Linked DNA regions of Homo sapiens: region 2 is linked to region 1. A link is an interaction called in ENCODE POLR2A ChIA-PET data of the cell type or tissue named here. Cell type or tissue: Panc1. All regions are shown on one strand. Links, peaks and the distances in the headings refer to the core of each region. The heading gives the core; the rest is flanking DNA. Region 1 has its middle 40 kb from the start of LINC02946. Region 2 has its middle 57 kb from the start of LINC02946.

What was found. ChIA-PET counts read pairs that join two places held together with the same protein. Peaks named below come from ENCODE experiments on the same cell type or tissue, not always from the same donor. Only the 100,000 strongest peaks of a DNase experiment are listed, where the experiment ranks them.
Region 2: POLR2A ChIA-PET joins it to region 1 with 10 read pairs; 4 of 35 experiments call an interaction of 5 or more read pairs at or near these places.

The regions. Positions count from the first base shown.
Region 1 is chr2:105,648,576-105,652,971 of GRCh38, forward strand. No RefSeq gene overlaps it. Among named protein-coding and RNA genes, the nearest start is that of LINC02946, 40 kb to the left of the region's middle. In Panc1, for the core only: no CTCF peak of the experiment used is centred there; a DNase peak (open chromatin) is centred at 2,106; H3K27ac peaks cover 450 bases.
Region 2 is chr2:105,550,980-105,555,375 of GRCh38, forward strand. No RefSeq gene overlaps it. Among named protein-coding and RNA genes, the nearest start is that of LINC02946, 57 kb to the right of the region's middle. In Panc1, for the core only: no CTCF peak of the experiment used is centred there; no DNase peak of the experiment used is centred there; H3K27ac peaks cover 608 bases.

The DNA of each region.
Region 1 (4,396 bases), core at 241-4,240:
CGCCATTGCACGCCAACCTGGGCAACAAAAAGCAAAACTGTCTCAAAAAAAAAAAAAAAAAAAAAGCTGAGCTTTTTGAAAAATATTCCTATTGTGGTTCCAATTTTGCTTTTCCTTAAGGAGAAGGACATGCAATACAATGTACTGATAGAACACAAGCCGCCGTGCTCCTTCAAGCCGCCGTGCTCCTTCAAGCCACAGTGCTCCTTCCAATGGATTGAGCTCCAGAGGGCTCTAAATTCATAATCAGCAACTCTTTACCCTCCAATCTGATGAGGAAAGTTGGAGATAGATGATAACAAGAGATCTCTGTCCTCTAACGCCCCTCTCTCTTTGTTTCCTAAGTTCATCTCTCACATTCCCTACATTTGTTCTCTGGCACCACCTGCCTCGGTTTCACACCTCATCTCCTCTACTGGCCACCTTCTGTCCACCTTACAATCCTGGGACCCAGCAGCCAGCACCATCTCCCTCCTGTATGCATCTGCTCTCCATAGCAACAATTAGCTCTTTGTTATATGAATAGATTATCCTATTCCCTGTCTGTGCTGGCCGGTGTAGCACACTGTCCTATCTAGCTAATTATATGCATAGTTACATCAAGGTAGGATAGCATACCATCTTGTCCCATGGTTATAACATGTGCATGTGTGTGTTACCTAGCCAGCTTGTTTAAGAGTTCTTCCAGGGCTATACTTTGTAAGAGCTAGTGCAAATGTGAAAAACATAATTAAAATAATAGCTGCAATAGCTGGACAAATAAACTGTGGCACATCCAGTAAATGAAATAGTATTCAGCCCTGAAAAGAATCTATCAAGCCATGAAAAGACATTTAGGAACCTAAATCCATATTAGTAAGTGAAAAAAGCCAATCTGAAAAGACCACATATGGTACAATTCCAACTATATGACATTCTGGAAAAGACAAAACTATGGAGACAGTAAAAAGATTGTTGGTTGTCAGGGGCAAGGCAGAAGGGAGGGATGAATAGGTGAAGCACAGAGGATTTTTAGGGCAGTGAAAACATTCTGTAGGATCCTAGAATGGCAGATACATGTCATGCTACATTTCCTCAAACCTATCGAATGTGAAACACAAGAGTGAACCCTCAAGTAACCTATGGACTTTGGGTGATAATGATGTCTCATTGTTACCTCATCTAATGCAGCAAATGCACCACTCTGGTGGTAGATATTGATAATGGTGGAGCTGTACACATGGGCGGGCACTGGGTAGATGGGAAATCTCTGTACCTTCTGCTCAGCTTTGCTGTGAATCTAAAACTGCTTTAAAAATAAAGTTTATTCAAAACTGTATAATTAGCCAGGTGTAGTGGTTCACACCCATAATCCCAGCACTTTGGGAGGCTGAGGTGGGCAGATCACTTGAGGCCAGGGGTTCAAGACCAGCCTGGCCAACATGGTGAAACCCCGTCTCTACTAAAATTAAAAATAAAAATAATTAGCTGGGTTTGGTGGCACACACCTGTAGTCTCAGCTACTTGGGAGGCTGAGGCAGGAGAATTGCTTGAACCTGGGAGTTGGAGGTTGCAATGAGCTGAGATCACACTGCAACACTCCAGCCTTGGTGAGAGGGAGACTTCGTCTCAAAAAAAAATGTATAATTATAAAATGGCTAACATATATTGAGGACTTCCCCATGCCCTCATATAAAGCACTCTATATGTTATCTCTTTCGGTCCTTAAAACAACTCTCTGAAGTGTATACCATTATTAACGCTGCTTTATATATATGGAAAATAGGGCCCAGAGAGGTTTAGAAACTTGTTCAAGGTCACACAGAAAGGACTGGCTCCATAAGCTAGAGAATGTGGCTTTTTTTTTTTTTTTTTTTTTTTTTTTTTTTTTTTACAAAAAAAGCATCTGAGCTAGCATTGAGCACTGAGTTTTCAGCAGATCCTGGAGGCGTCTGCCTCTGCTCTGCATAGATGATGAGCAGCTGATTGTGCTGTCTCCATGTGGATGCAGATGAAGTTTGTTACAGAAAACTGAAAGTACCTCTCCTTGCCATTGGTAAGCAAACAGTGAGTCACTGACTGGAGCTTGATGGAAATAAGATCACCAGGCACTTGTATATAAACAAGTGTGCTTCTCTCGCCATGACAATGATTCATTTTGAGCAGAGAGCTAGAATTTCTATTCCCACGAGGCCTAACCTGTATTTTTGTGTGCAGTCTGCTTCTGCCCTGTTGTTTAGGATAAGCAGCCTCTTAGGTGGTTTAGCCCAGCGGTCCCCAGCCTTTTTGGCACCAGGGACCAGTTTGGTGGAAGACAATTTTTCCATGGACAAGGGGGTGGGGGGTGACAGTTTCAGGATTATTCAAGCACATTACATTTATTGTGCACTTTATTTCTATTACTGTTACATTGTAATATATAATGAAATAATGATACAAATCACCATAATGTAGAATCAGTGGGAGCCCTGAGCTTGTTTTCCTGCAACTAGACGGTCCCATCTGGGGGTGATGGGAGACAGTGACAGATCATCAGGCATTAGATTCTCATACAGAGCATGCAACCTAGATCTCTTGTGTGGGTAGTTCACGATAGGGTTCTCGCTCCTATGAGAATCTAATGTTGCCGATCTGATAGGAGGTGGAGCTCAGGTGGTAAAGCCAGCCATGGGGAGTGGCCGTAAATACAGATGAAGCTTCGCTTACTCGCCAGCAGCTCACCTCCTGCTGTGCAGCCTGGTTCCTAACAGGCCACAGACCAGTACTGGTACTAGTGTGTGGTACAGGGGTGGGGACCCCTGGTTTAGTCAACTCCTGATTATTCCTGAAAGGTGTTTTATGTGGTACATTGGATTTTCTTTTGAGTTTTTCTGGAAAGTTCTTTCCCAGTTTTTTAGTTGTTAAAATGCACTCTGTAAAGTTTGTTATCCTCATTCCCTCTTTTGATTTCAGTTGAACATAAGCTGTGTAGCCAGTCTCAGGCTGGAGAAGGGTGTGACCAGGCATGTTGAGGGGAGTTTCAGAGGCCTCCTGGTCCAGCCTCACAGGATGGGGGAACTTTGGTGCCTGTCTGGTGTGAGTGCCTCACTTGTCGATGAGGGCCCCAGGGAGGTTTTCTGACCTGCATAGGCCTCCTCAGTCAGGGACAGACAGGTTTAAAACTCAAGGTTGACCAGGTGCTGTGGCTCATGCCTGTAATCCCAGCACTTTGGGAGGCTGAGGTGGGCAGATTGCTTGAGCCCAGGAGTTCAAGACCAGCCTGGGCAACATGGGGAAATCCCGTCTCGACAAAAAAATATAAAAATTAACCAGGTGTGGTGGCGTGTGCTGGTAATGCCAGCTACTCAGGAGGCTGAGGTGAGAGAATTGCTTGAGCCCAGGAGGTGGAGGTTGCAGTGAGCCAAGATCATGCCACTGTACTACAGCCTGGGCAACAGAGCAAGACCCTGCTTCAAAAAAAAAAAACAAAAAACCTACCAGCTGAGGGCTGCTCTCATGCTATGCTCTTTCTCTCCAATTGTCCTCTGAATCTATCCTGTCTTCTCTCACTGTACCACGTGAGTTTAAATTCTGAGCCTTTCAACTACACCTGGGCAGGTCTGCAGGTCCGGCCCAGTGCCTAACCCTCCCCGTCTTATCTCACGGCCTGCCCCACCTGCCTGGCTTACGAGCGCAGATGTTTTCAAACTGCTAGGTGCTGAGAAGTGAGTTCTCACCAACTACTAGGTCAGCTCCCAGAAAGGAAGCCTAGTTCTTTATGGACAAATGAAATTGAGCCCTGGAAAGGGCCTTAGCTGGCCGTCCAGTATATTTGCTCCTGGTCTTCCTCGCCACCACAAACCCCAGGAGAGGGAAATTTATTCCAGCTAAGGGAAAAAAAAATTCCCATAAAGTATCTGCCCTAAAATACATGTCTTAAATAGTGACACTGAGTTGCTTGAAAGATCTTTGTTTCATTTAAATGATAAAGCCGCATGGGCAAGCCAGCCAGCTGAGGCTGCGTGCTGGGCCTGTGGCAGCTCCGGAAGCCACAGCAGGACCAATGGAGATGCCTCTCTGAACTGAGTATCAGCTAAGCAGAGACAGGGGTTGCCTGGTAGAGAGGGCTATTAGCGATTCCTGCTTCCCAGGAGTGGTTTGGTCTTAGACGCACCTAAAGGAAATTTTCACTCCCTGAGCTCTCCCTTAGAGCAGGATGGAAGCAGCTGCCCTTCCACTCCAGGGCTGGATTCCACTGCTTCTCTCCTTCCTCCCCTGACTCTTTTCCTAACCCCTCCAGTGTGGGTGTCCCCACTGGTCCTATTTTAGTTTAAATCTCTCCATGGCAGGAACATACATTCTCAAAAGTCCCGTCTACCTGCAGCCCTGCTTCTTGTGGCTAAAAGTTTGCAATTTGACTGCTGTGGCCTAGCCACCA
Region 2 (4,396 bases), core at 262-4,261, 98 kb before region 1:
CTTGATTTTGGACTTCTCAGAGTTCAGACTACAAGAAACAAATTTCTGCTGTATTAAGCCAAAAGTAAAAAAACTTAGATATAAATCTAACAAATGATGTGCAGGATCAGTATGCTTAACTACAAAACACTGAAGAGAGAAATTAAAGGAGACCTAAATAAATGGAGAAATATATCATGTTCATGGATTGGAAGATACAATACCGTTAAGATGTCAATTCTATCCAATTAGATGTGGAGATTCAGCATAATCAAAGTCCCAGTAAACTTTTGAATCAATAAGACTCAGTAAGCTGATTCTAAAATGTATATGGATAAGCACAGGAACTGTTTGGAAAGGCCAAACAATATAGTTAATTGATTTTTGACAAAGATGTTAAGATAATTCAATGGAGAATTACTAATAGTAATTTGAGCAAAGGATTAAAAAAAGAGAACCTTAATATACACCTCAGAACTTTTTCAATATTAGCTCATGGATTATGACCTAAATATTAAACATAAAACTTAAAAAAGTGCAAAAGAAAATGTAGGAGAAGATCTACATAACCTAGAGTTTATCAAAGAGTTTTTAGATATGACTTCAAAAGATAAATTTAATTTGATCAGTTTGGGTGCAGTGGCTCATGCCTGTAATCCCAGAACTTTGGGAGGCCGAGGTGGGTGCATCACTTGAGGTCAGGAGTTCGAGACCAGCTTGGCCAACATGGCAAAACCCCATCTCTACTAAAAGCTAATACAAAAAATTACCTGGTCATGTTGGCAGGTGCCTATTAATTCCAGCTACTTGGGAGACTGAGGCAGGAGACTCGCTTGAACCCGGGGGCTGGGGTGGTGGTTATAGTGAGCCGAGATCGTACCACTGCACTTCAGCCTGGGTGAAAGAACAAAACTCCTTCTCAAAATAAATAAATAAATAAAAATAAAATAAAAAATAAAAATAATATGATCAAATTTAAAAGCTTTGCTCTGTGAAAGATACACAGAAATACAAAGAGAATAAAAAGATACCCAGAGAATGAAGACAAACCAGACTAGCAGGATATGTTTGCAAGTCACAAATCTAATAAAGATCTTGTATATGGAATACATAAGGAACACTCAAAACTCAGTAAGGAAACCACCCATTTCTTAAAAAATGGGCAAAGGATCTGAACGCACACTTAACGAAAGAAGACACAAGGACAGCAAGTTCCAAGCAAATGAAAAGATAGCAAATCCTAAGCAAATGAAAATGTAGCAAATCCTAAGCATATGAGCAGATACTCAACAATACCAGTCATTAGGGAAATGCAAATTAGAACTACAAACTTTACATACAAAACACAAGCTTGGAAATAAAAGTATTATGAATTTCAAGATGACAGGAGCAGAGCATTAAACCAAGTGGGGGGCCCCTCTGAGCCAAGGGCCCCATGTGACTGCGTAGGCCACCTGCCTGTAAAACCAGCCAACACAATTTGTGCAGAAAAAGAAAAATGGCAAAGTAGAAGCTTACTATTTTCAGCAGGTAAGCCCCAAATTACTGATAACCTTGATATTCATAGTGATAATACCTAAAGCAAAATCAATGTTGGTTAGATGTCAAGGTGGCTGATAACTTGTTAAATTAATTATTTACCAATTTGTTTCATGATATAAAATTTTCTCAAAGCATTTTCTAAAAGGAGACAAAATCAACAACAAAAATGTAAATACATTCCGTTCTATTATTCTCTTCTTGCGTAATTTTACCACACGATCAGTGCCTTAAGTAGCAAGATGATACAGGTAATCATAAAAACAGAATGGGCTCATATCATTGCTTTTTCTCTGGTCTGAATTTTAAAATCTTACTTGGGCATAGATTTCTACCAAATTGTTGAAAATAACATCTTCTTCTAAAGAAAAACATAAACGCACTTGGTCCGCATAGAACAAATGACTTTTTTTTTTCTTTCTTTCTTTTCTTTTTTTTTCAAGACGAAGTCTTGCTCTATCACTCAGGCTGGAGTGCAGTGGCACGATCTCGGCTCACTGCAACCTCCACTTCCCAGGTTCAAGCAATTCTCCTGCCTCAGCCTCCTGAGTAGCTGGGATTACAGGCACACGCCACCACACCCTGCTACTTTTTGTATTTTTAGTAGAGATGGGGTTTCACCATTTTGGCCAGGCAGGTCTGGAACTCCTGACCTCGTGATCAGCCTGCCTCAACCTCCCAAAGTGCTGGGATTACAGGCGTGAGCTGCCACACCCGGCCACAAATGACTTTTCAAAAAGTTGCAGATCTTAGAGAGTCATCTCGGTTCCAAGAAGAATAAGAACTTTTTATAAGGCAAAATCATTTCTGTTAACAGGGGAAAATTTTTATCTAACGACGTTTAGTGGGAAATGGGAAAATTCTCATTTCCCCTGGCCAAATGCTATTGACAGAGCAATAACAAAAGGAGAAAAGCATGTCTGTGAAGATTATGTGAGAATTTCCAATAGCTGGTATCTGAGAATTGCTCTGGTCAATTGCAGAAACTGCTTTAAAAAGAAAGAAAAATACCTTTCAGGGATGAAGCTATCATACCAAAATTTAGAACGTCCTATTCCTCAGTTAGATGAACTAAGGGCTAATTTTTCCCCCGCACCAGGACAGGCAATTCATTCCAGGGACCACTCAGTAATTCATGATAGGGAGTTGAAGTTTCTGCATTTCTAAAATGCAACTGTTTTGTTAGTTTCTTGCCAGAAGCTGTCTTGTAAAACATAGCTAATCCTGTGTTTGTGTACCTATGATTCACAGCTGAAATATGACAGGAATGTGGTTTTTATTTTTATTTTATCATTATTATTATTACTTTCTGAGATGGAGTCTCACTCTGTCACCCAGGCTGAAGTACAGTGGCGTGATCTCGGCTCACTGCAACCTCTGCTTCCTGGGTTCAAGCGATTCTCATGTTTCAGCCTCAAAAGTAGCTGAGACTACAGGTACTCGCCACCACGCCTGGCTAATTGTTTTTTATTTTTAGTAGAGGCGGGGTTTCCCCATAGTGGCCAGGCTGGTCTTGAACTACTGACCTCAGGTGATCCTCCTGCCTCGGCTTCCCAAAGTTCTAGGATTACAGGTGTGAGCCACTGTGCCTGGCTGGAAGCCAGGTTCTTAATGCTCTAGATCATTGCAGATCTTGCTAAAGGCCTGGAAGAAATAGGAAGGCAGGAGAACTTTTAAAAAAAATTGTCAGTGAAGCTCTGCATTGTCATTCAGTAAGCTGGCTCAGGTAGTCTTCAGGTGGACAACATCTTGAGCCAAAGTTGGCTCCAGGTACAACTGCTGCTGTTGGTAAGTCCTTCCTCTAGCATTGATTACAGTCCAGCAGAAGCTGCTGTTCTCATCATGGGCTGGGTACAAAGGGAAGATATCCATCTGTTCTTGTCTCTGGATGAATATATTTAATCAAAATGAATACAGATCTCTCCTGTCATATTAGATTTTATTTTCCTGGTCACTGAAGATTTCCAGACAGATTGCTGGTATGTACTTTTTAGAACAATCACATTTGGATTTTAGAGGGATATTGACAGAAACACAAATGTTTATATGTCTCAATTTCACTAACATTTTTAGGGTTTTCCTATATATGAGCATGTAGAGGAAATAGAATAGAAAGGGGAATAGTAAACTAAACTAGGTTTGTCTGCCTTTATCTATGACCTTTATCTATGACCTTACATTACAATACAGGAGATAACATATGTGGGTGAATAAATATGACAAAGAAAGTGGTAAGGGTTATAAAGCAGGCAACGCAAGACACTGTCATTGTTCAGAACAGCACAAGATTGCTTCCAACTAGGGCGATTCAAAAGGAAAGCTCAGCATGGAGAAGCCAGTGTTGTAGCTGGGTGTCAAGGATGGACCCATATGGCCACTTTGTGTGGGGACCTTAGAAGCAAAGGCAGATCTCTCGGAATTTCAAGACTCATGTTGGAAATGGCAAGTTCATCCTGTGGAGCTATACAGTCAGGTCTCAGCAGAAGAACTTGCAGAGGTTGAATTTACATTGCAGAAAATTTAGATACCTGGCTAAAGCGGGAGTCACTGAAGCTTGCGAGCCTGAAAGTGACTTGATCTTGCAGTTGTCAGGAAAATAATTCTCCAAGGGAGTGCAAGGTAGATAAAACTTGAGAGAGAAGGGAACAGGGGAGACCATCTGGGGGTTACCAGAAATGTTTGGGTAAGAGACAGCAAAACTCTGAACCAGTAGGGAGGGGTGAAGACGGAGAAGGGTAGGGAGTTGTTGGGTTTGGGGAATTAGAGACCCAGTGATGTTGGCATTGAAGATGATGGTGCCTTCCATCACTTTGTCATTTTGCAGGTGAGAGAAGGGTCCAGTCCGTTCACAGTCCTGCACAAGGGGAAGTAGCTTCCT